Linked DNA regions of Homo sapiens: region 2 is linked to region 1. The links are chromatin contacts, found by Hi-C in ENCODE. All regions are on one chromosome and are shown on one strand. Each heading gives the region's core, a stretch centred on a gene start or an enhancer-like site at or near the end of the contact. The rest is flanking DNA. Distances are from core to core; before and after follow the strand shown. Region 1 holds the start of SNURF (SNRPN upstream open reading frame). Region 2 overlaps UBE3A (ubiquitin protein ligase E3A).

Region 1 (4,407 bases), core at 319-2,818:
GTTCAAGCAATTCTCCTGCCTCAGCCTCCCGAGTAGCTAAGATTACAGGCATGTGCCATCACGCCCAGCTAATTTTTCTGTTTTTTGTAGAGATGGGTTTCACCATGTTGGCCAGGATGGTCTCGATCTCCTGACCTCGTGATCTGCCCACCTCGGCCTCCCAAAGTGCTGGGAATACAGGCGTAAGCCACTGTGCCCAGCCTACATTTTATTTTTCGATTGACTCCCGTGATCAGAGTCAACTTCCCATGTTATTTTATGTGAATATGTATCAATGAACTATTAGAAATTGCAATGTTTTTGTAGGTCAAAACAATTCAATATTGACAATTTTATATGATTCAGCCTAATACATCATTTTTTCCATCAGCCATATTGCATGTTATTATTTATATATACGTTTATTTAGTTAGCCTATCTGTTCTCTGTGAGGAACATTACACAGTTTCTGAGATTTTGTTACGATAGAAGTCAGCATTGATAAGCCTCTGCGCACCTGTTTTAATGTAGGATCATTGGGAACTGAGCAGTAGCTTACAGGGCTTGGGAGGGGATTTAACCATTTAGTCAACCTCCACTCACATCACCCTCCCTTCTTCGATAATGGGCAATTGAGAAAGGGCAAATGTGTGTAAAAACTATGCAGATGCAGTTTCAGGATTATTTTCTTCTTTTCTGCAGTGTCTTTTCCCAAGCTACATCAGCGTCTAAATTTTGGAGTTACTGATGCTTCCGTTATTTCTGCAGATAGAATATTATGTCGTAAATAATGTTTACTTGTCCATTAGTATTATATAAAAGTGCCTGTTTCTCCCCACTCCAGCTATCATTGATTATTGGTAAAAATTTTAATGTATCCAATTCTAATAGGCAAAGAAAGGCTCTCCTACTTAGATCTTAGGTGGGGGTCTAAGTTCATATTTTTGTTTTACAAAAATTGAATAGCCAGTGTTTTTGAGTTGAATGATCTATCCATTCCGTATAGGAGAGTTTAATTATATTGTGATTTTGGGGGAGATAATTTTCACAATTTACCCCCTCAAAATGTAGAAAGTAGAAAAAGGGTAGAAAAATCGCACCAAATTTGAACAATGTAGCATGCTTTTAGAGTTAGGGATATTTTCTTTTGGAAGGATTTCAAGTCTGGCGTATTTGCATTGATTGTGGTTATGGCGCATTTAACTTTTCCAAACCAGCTTTTTTGTACCGCACATAGGAAGACCTGAGGGTGAGTGTAAATTAGGATTGTTTGGCCAGTGGTGTGTGCAAAAATTTATTGTAGAACCAAGAATTATTTCTTTAGTATTTTACACATTTTAAAAAACAGGTAGACATGTCCATTGATCCCAGGTTGCTTATGGTTTCTAGAGGCCCCCTCTCATTGCAACAGTGCTGTGGGGCCCTAGGGGTCCAGTAGCCCCCTCCCCCCAGGTCATTCCGGTGAGGGAGGGAGCTGGGACCCCTGCACTGCGGCAAACAAGCACGCCTGCGCGGCCGCAGAGGCAGGCTGGCGCGCATGCTCAGGCGGGGATGTGTGCGAAGCCTGCCGCTGCTGCAGCGAGTCTGGCGCAGAGTGGAGCGGCCGCCGGAGATGCCTGACGCATCTGTCTGAGGAGCGGTCAGTGACGCGATGGAGCGGGCAAGGTCAGCTGTGCCGGTGGCTTCTCTCAAGAGACAGCCTGGGGAGCGGCCACTTTTATTCATCAGATATTCCAAGTTTTTAGGACTTGGAGTACTGAATAAACGGAATTTGGGCCCTAAAGTCCTTTGTTCTGGAGAACCAGATCCGGAATGTTCAGAGGCTTGCTGTTGTGCCGTTCTGCCCCGATGGTATCCTGTCCGCTCGCATTGGGGCGCGTCCCCCATCCGCCCCCAACTGTGGTGTCGCGACAGGTCCTATTGCGGGTGTCTGCGGTGGGAAGGGCGGTGGTGACTGGGAGCATGCGGGGTAACCGCAGTGGGCAAGGGACATGGGTGGAGGTGGGTACATCAGGGTGATTGCAGTTCCGTGTGGCGAGGGTACGTGGGGGGACCAGTGCATAGGGATTTTAGGCGGAGGTAGGTATATTGGAGTGATTGTGGCGGGGCGAAGGTACGTGAAGTGATCGGTATTTAGGGGGTGTTGAGCGCAGGTAGGTGTATAATAGTGACCACTGCGTGGTGGAGCAGGGTACGTGGGGCGACTGGGGGGGGAATTCGTCGCAGTGACCGAGGCGAGGAGGCTATGGCAGTGGACCAGGGGGATGAGTCGGTGTGACAGTGGTGGGGGTTGTGTTGGTGGTCGCGGCGCGGGGAGAGTCCGTAGGAAGTGGCTGGGAGGTAGGGGGAAGGCGGCGACAGTGGGTATTGGCGGCGGTGGGCATTGGCAGCGGGTAGGCATGGCGGTGGTGGACTTTGGCGGCGGTAGGCATGGCGGCGGTGGGCATGGCATGGAGGCGGTGGGCATGGCGGCCGCGGGGCCTGTCGCTGTCCGGAGTGACTAAGGGACGCTGAATGATTGCTGTGTAGAGGAGGGGGCATCAGAAGGGGCAGTAGCACAGTCCGCAGCCTTTAATTTTCCTGTGACCTGCGATGGTCATCTGGTTTGCCTACTGTGGTGGTGGTGCTTTTTTATTAAAACTGCGCAATGCCTACACTGCCGCAGGGGCTGCAGAAATGCGTGGAATCCTTGCGTACCCTTTAGGAACCCTCGCTTTAGAGGCTATGGCATAAGAAGACTGGAATGATGTGCAGAACTTGCATTTACAGATCTTTTGACTGATAGGCCAGGTGATGCCTGGGGGTTACTTTTTTTTCATTGTTTCTCTCTGTTGGGAACCAGGTCTTGGAAGGCTATGTCGAAATAACCTGGGGGTCTGTGTTGCGTCACTGCCATTGTGCAGCTCCTTCAAGATGGCCGCCGCTGCAGCGGCTTAGATCTGCGCAAGCGCTTCAGCGGGGGGGTGGCCGCTTCCTCCCTGTAGAGCCGCCAGTGGGGAGGGGGCAGGTGGTGTGTGTTCAGCTTCTGCTGTTTCGGAGTTTCAGCCGTACCCTCTTTAGGGTGCAGTGGTAAGGAGAGGAAGCCGGCCAAGGTGGGCGGCTGCCCCCTCCCCAAAGTGCTGCTTGGGAAAGGATGCAGGTTGCGCAGACGCAGCAGAGGTGACAGTCGCCTCCGCTTGCAGTGGGGCGAGACGTGGGGCAGGGGAGCGAGGGCTTACGCAGCTTTTGCCTGGAAGGAATGGCAGCCCTCCCCTTCACCTGGCTGATACAGCAGCTGTTCCTTTCCGGTTGTGGCGCAGTAGAGGGGGGAGGAGGGAGATGGGTTGGCGCAGGCTCCGCCTAGCAAGCTTGGCAGCCACCCCTTACCCACGGTGCAGCAGTAGAGGACTGGAGGGGAATGTGGCTAGAGGCCAGGCATTTGTACCACCTCCGCCTGTGTGGGATGGCAGCTGCACTGGGCTACTGCTTTTCAGCTCTGCAGTAAACTAGAGTGGTGGCGGCCTGGAGGCCATCAAAGGTGCAGCCACCCCAAGACCTGCTGTGCTGTTTCAGCAAGCCTCCATTAATGATAGAGATTTTAAATTGGTTTTCTGACTCCCTGGAAAATCGTACCTTTTCATTTTTGTAGTTCCTCTCTTGGTTGTATTGTGCGCTAATTCTCTATTTTCAAACTGGACTTGTTAACCCCTTTTTTTTAACTCCCTGTAGTCTTTGATTTCCATTCGACACATTTAATAAATGTCACCATTTAAGATTCAGTTATCCTTCTTAATCTCTGGATAGTCCATTCTGATGCACTGCATACTTTCCTTAAATGGGTTGGGGGAGAGGACATCGTGATGGCTCTTCCCGACTAAGGTTGAAAGGTGTTTCAAACACTGGACCTCTTCATCTTCTGGGAGTTGAAAGCTGCAAGTTTTGTGCTCAAAGAGAATAAAAGAGAAAAGTGGAGACAATCTTATTGGGGTGGGGTTGTGCTTTGGATCAGTTACTGTCTTTTTTTGGATTTTTAAATTAATGATCATTTTTGAAGTTGGAGCTACTACAAAAATTTGGTGAGAAAGGTTAATGAATAACTGCATTTTTATATTCCAGTACTTTTTTAAAAAATCATTTTATTCTAAGGATTTTGTCTTCCTTTGCAGGATTTTCAGTGCTTGCCTTTTCTGTATTTACATTTTCCCTCTATCATAACTGGTATGTCTGGTTGCACTGAGTTGTAATTAACAGAAAAGTTAAATCTACGAAGCCCGAAAAGCCTTGTTCTGGAATAATCTATTTTTGGGTAGTTTTAAAAATAGCAGGAGTCTGGGATTTTATATGATATTTATAATTTACCCTTTTTTTTCTGCTTGCATGAAGATAGCAGTTCACATACATATATTTCTTGGTTTAACTTCTGGTCATTTGGCTATTTGCAAGCTGAGT
Region 2 (4,503 bases), core at 1,381-3,880, 390 kb after region 1:
GTAACTTTGGAAATAAAGGCTAATTTTATTATAAGGTGACCAAAGAAGAAGCAGTATGACTAAAATTTCTACTGAGGACAGACTCTAGAAAATTAAAAAACAAAGAAAATGAATAAAATAAACATAACTAAAGAAATGCATATCAAAGCATAATAACGAAAAAGATTAATAGCTAACTACATAAACATAAAACCTTTCATTTGGCAAAAAAATCCTATAAGCAAGGTTAAAAGACAAATGACAAACTGGGAAAAAATATTTGCGAATTTACCAGCGTTAAAGGACTAATCTCCTTAACATATAAAGTTTCTAAAAGTGAAGAAAACGACCAGCTGAGCAGCAAAATGAGCAAAAGACTATATAAAACTATAAACAGCTCTACAAGAAAAAATGTCCATTATCATTCATAATTGAGGTAAGCTCAAAAATTGTAACTATAGTAAAATACCATTTCTCAATTGGCAAATAAGTAAACATCCACATTTAACAACACATTCTGTTTGGAAAGTTTTAAGAAAAGAGATACTGTTGTAAACTGCTGGTGGGAATGCAAAATGTTATTTTTCTGTGAAGGAGGATTTGGCAGTATCTAGCAAAATTACACATGCATCTACCATTTGATGCAACAATCCCACTTCTAACAATTTATCTTAATGATACTTTACATATGTACGGAATAATGCATGAACATTAAGAGGATTCACTGTGACATTAGTACTAACAGCAAAAGGTTAAAAATAACCTCGATGCCCATAAATATTGATAAGCTATGCTGCATCCACACAAAGGAGCAGTATTCAGTCATACAAAACAAAATGGAAAACACCTCTGCAATAATGTGGGATGATTCTCAGGATACACTAGGAAGATTATTTTCCTAGTTCTGTCCTCTGATAAGGCCTACAAGCAGTAACGTTCAAAAGCAAAGGCCATACTTTGCATCTAAAATCTGACTTCTAAATGCCATTCTCCAACAATTTATTGGAAAAATAACTTATTCCAGGCCTGAGAATGAATGTTCGAGATTAGTTAGAAATCTCAAAATCTAATAGGGTCATTTTAAAAGCACACGATAGCTAAGCAATTTGAATATCATTTAGAGTAATGACTGTGAAACGTATTAAATACAAAAACATTCATTAGTTCGTAATATTCAAAAAGGCAGCAAAAACCAACCAAAAAACAAAATTAAATTGTCACTATTAAAATTATTACATTAACTCCTTACTCTAAAAACCTTAAATCTATTTTATCATGCCTTTTCTGTAGAACTGTTTTTCAAGGTAATCAAATGGCACCCAATGATGAGAAAAAAGAATGCCAGGTATATATGTAGGACAAGCAGATGGAAATTTTTTTTCCCCAAACAGCCATTTTGCAATCCCCAATGAGATAACAGATTAAGGTAATGATACTGATAAATACGAAAATCAGGTGAAGGGCAGGTAGCAGGTTCTGGAAAGATGATGATGGCAACGACATAGTTATTATTATTATTATTTTTTGTTTTATTCCCTCCCAACCTCCCCTACAAAAACAGCAAACTGAATGAGAAAACCAAAGACCCAGAGACATTATCTACAACAAAACCATGAACCATTGCATATAATTGGACAGAAACAAAGCTCTGACAACTACAAGACTGGTTAGTAAGGAAGCAGATGCAAGGTAACTGACTGGGTTTCTGACAGCCCTGAGAACACTGCCAACCCACTGGAAAGCACAGGCCAATCTGAAAACAGGGCTTAAAGTTTTAAAAAGTTCTACAGGATCTAATTTGCAGATGATTACAAAGGGATCATGATGTAGTAAGCTCTGGGCCCTTAAAACACCCGAATACCAAACCCCCACCAGAAACAAACCTTGTACCGAGGAAAAACTTCTGGGAATAACTTCCGAATGGACCAGGTCAGTAATAAAAACCAAAAAAAAGTTCAAATATATGTGTGGGATAGAGGAGTAAAGAAGGCAGTTTCAGAAAGCACAAGGGCATATTTTTGACCATTTTACAAAAACACAGACTTCTCCTCGTCCCTAAAAAGCGAAAAAAGTTATCCTGGCCCATCTCTCCCTCGTCCAAGTATGAGAAACTCATTTCACTCACACACACACACACACACACACAAATAAATAAATAACAGAACAGAGTGAAACAGTGTAATTATTAGAGAAAAAGTATGTGCATATACATGAGAATGGTGTCCCTACAGAAAATCAAAGTACATGAAACAATATGCAAATAAAACATGAAAACTGTAAACAAATTTCAAACTGAGCTAAAAAGAATTTAAAAAATAACAAATCATTAGAAATGGGAAATTTCTGAATGAGGGTAACTGAAAAAAAGGAAGACATGACACAACTAAGGAGTAATTAGAAATGCAAGGAAAAAAATCCCATCAAATACAAAGAAACTAAAACTAAACTAGAAGAAACATAAAGGTGAATAAAACAGAACAATAATACCAGAACCTGAAGGCAGAAGAAAAATCTTAAAATCAAAAAGAAACAAACCCATGCTTGAGACTCTCCTTGCTGGTCCAGAGCCACAGTGCTGCTGTGTACTGGCAGGAGGAATTCTGCTATAATTGGTCCTGGCAGTGTTCACCTTTCCTGCAAGTGTTCCACAGCCCAGGGACACAATGTGGTCAGGAGCACTGCCAGGAACACCAGCAAGGGGGAGCCTGCCACAACAGGCACAAGGCTCAGGAAGCACTCTCCAGCCCACGAAAATCTAGTGGGGGTCCTCTTCCCTCACCCAAACACACTCTGCGCAGCTCAGCCTGGAGAAGGCCCCTCAAGCAGCACTACTAGGAACCAGTGCGAGCCCCAGTGGACTGAGATAAAAGCAACAAACCAAAACAGCACCATAAAGCCTCTGAAAAATGGTCACTGGAACCACAGCTCACAAATATATGCTAGTACCTACATGCTATACCTTAACAGGTTACTACTGAAGTTAAAATTTTTAAAAAGTACAGAGTCTCCTGATATAATAACTAAAATGTCCGAGACACAATCCAAAAATTATCTGTCATACCAAGAACCAGGAAAATTACATGAAGGAAAGAAAACGCCAACACTGGGATGAGTAAGATGCTGAAATTATCTGGCAAGGATCTTAATGCTGCCATCAGAGAAATGATTTGACAAGCAATTACAAGTTCTACTGTTTCAAAAACGAAACAATAGAAAATCTCAGCAAGGAAACAAGATACAAGGAAAAAAAAGCAAATGGAAATTATAGACCTAAAAAATACAATAGGAGAAAAATAATCATTAGATGGGCTCAACAGTAGAGTGAAGATGACAAAGGAGAGAAATCTGAACAAAAGAGAGAAAATAGACTGAAAAATGAACCATGCCTCAGGTCCATGTGGAACAGTAACAAATGACTCAACATTTGTATCATTAGAGGCCTAGAATGGAGAAAAGAGTGACGCTGAAAGAACACCTGAAGAAATAATGGTTGAAAATTTTCCATGTTTGGCAAAAGACACAAACTTACAGCTTCAAGAAGCTGAGCGAACCCCAAATAGCACAAATAAAACTATTCTTTGGGAATAAAGGGAAAATAAAGTCATCTTCAGAAAGAGAAAAACAAAAAGAATTTCTCACTAGCAGAACTGCCTTTGAAGACTGGCTAATGGAAGTAATAAAAGATGGAATCTTGGAAAAAATAATGGAAATAGCAGAAACATGGGTACATACAACAGAGCATCACTCCCTTGATAAGTTCTATAAGTCATATTGGATAACTGATACAAAAACTGTAATAGCATTAATCCTCAAAACAATACTATTTAAAAGTGGGGAAAGAGACCCAACTGAAATTAAGGTTTCCATATCTCATTCCATGTAATGGTATTGATGGCAGTGAATGGTGGTAAGTCACATTATCTATAATGTGATACCCACAATGACCGTGAAAACAACTATAAAAAACACATAGAAGGCCAGGCATGGTGGCTCATGCCTGTAATTCCAGCACTTTGGGAGGCTGAGGTGGACAGATCACAAGGTCAAGAGTTCGAGACCAGCCTGGCCAATATGGTGAAACCTCATCTCTAATAAAAATACAAAAATTAGCCAGGTGTGGTGGCATGTGCCTGTAGTCCCAGCTACCCAGGAGGCTGAGGCGGGAGGATTGCTTGAACCTGGGAAGCCGATGTTGCAGTGAGCTGAGATTGTGCCACTGCACTCCAGCCTGGGCAACAGAGCGAGACTGTGTCTCGAAACAAAAACAAACAAACAAACAAAACAAAACCCAAACACTAAATAAATCAAGGGTCTTAAAAATCTTAAAAAATGTTCAAGTAATCATGGAAGGCAATAAATAAATAACCATAAACAGAAGACAGAAACAGAAAACAAATAATAAAATGGCAGACCTCTCCCTAACATATCAATAATTACCTTAAATATAAATGGTCTAAATAAAAAAATTAAAAGGCAGAGACTAACAGTTTTTATTAAAATGACAACTATATGCTGTTTACAAGA

Evidence for each region. A loop is a pair of places that touch in the nucleus more often than their neighbours do. Pooled maps may share reads with other maps.
Region 2: a loop to region 1 is called in a pooled map of gastrocnemius medialis, with 2.8 times the contacts of the local background. The contact joins the enhancer-like site here to the promoter of SNURF in region 1. A Hi-C loop is called at or near these places in 1 of 168 maps with a recorded cell type or tissue (naive thymus-derived CD4-positive, alpha-beta T cell), 2 of 37 single-sample maps with no recorded cell type and 4 of 50 pooled maps.

Annotation. Positions count from the first base shown.
Region 1 is chr15:24,953,419-24,957,825 of GRCh38, forward strand. It overlaps SNURF (SNRPN upstream open reading frame), which reads left to right and starts at 1,569. Exons shown (of 3, transcript NM_001394334.1): 1 at 1,569-1,644. The coding sequence starts at 1,631. It overlaps SNRPN (small nuclear ribonucleoprotein polypeptide N), which reads left to right and starts at 1,569. Exons shown (of 10, transcript NM_003097.6): 1 at 1,569-1,644. All of the region lies in intron 4 of SNHG14 (small nucleolar RNA host gene 14), which reads left to right. RefSeq lists enhancers at 1,984-2,549, 2,550-3,115, 2,940-3,099, 3,116-3,681, 3,370-3,419.
Region 2 is chr15:25,343,466-25,347,968 of GRCh38, forward strand. The region is part of intron 11 of UBE3A (ubiquitin protein ligase E3A); the gene reads right to left. The region is part of intron 146 of SNHG14 (small nucleolar RNA host gene 14); the gene reads left to right. Among named protein-coding and RNA genes, the nearest start is that of SNORD109B, 67 kb to the left of the region's middle. Within about 2 kb of position 2,631, at least 5 of the 41 ENCODE cell types and tissues checked have a DNase peak (open chromatin) inside an H3K27ac peak, as active enhancers do.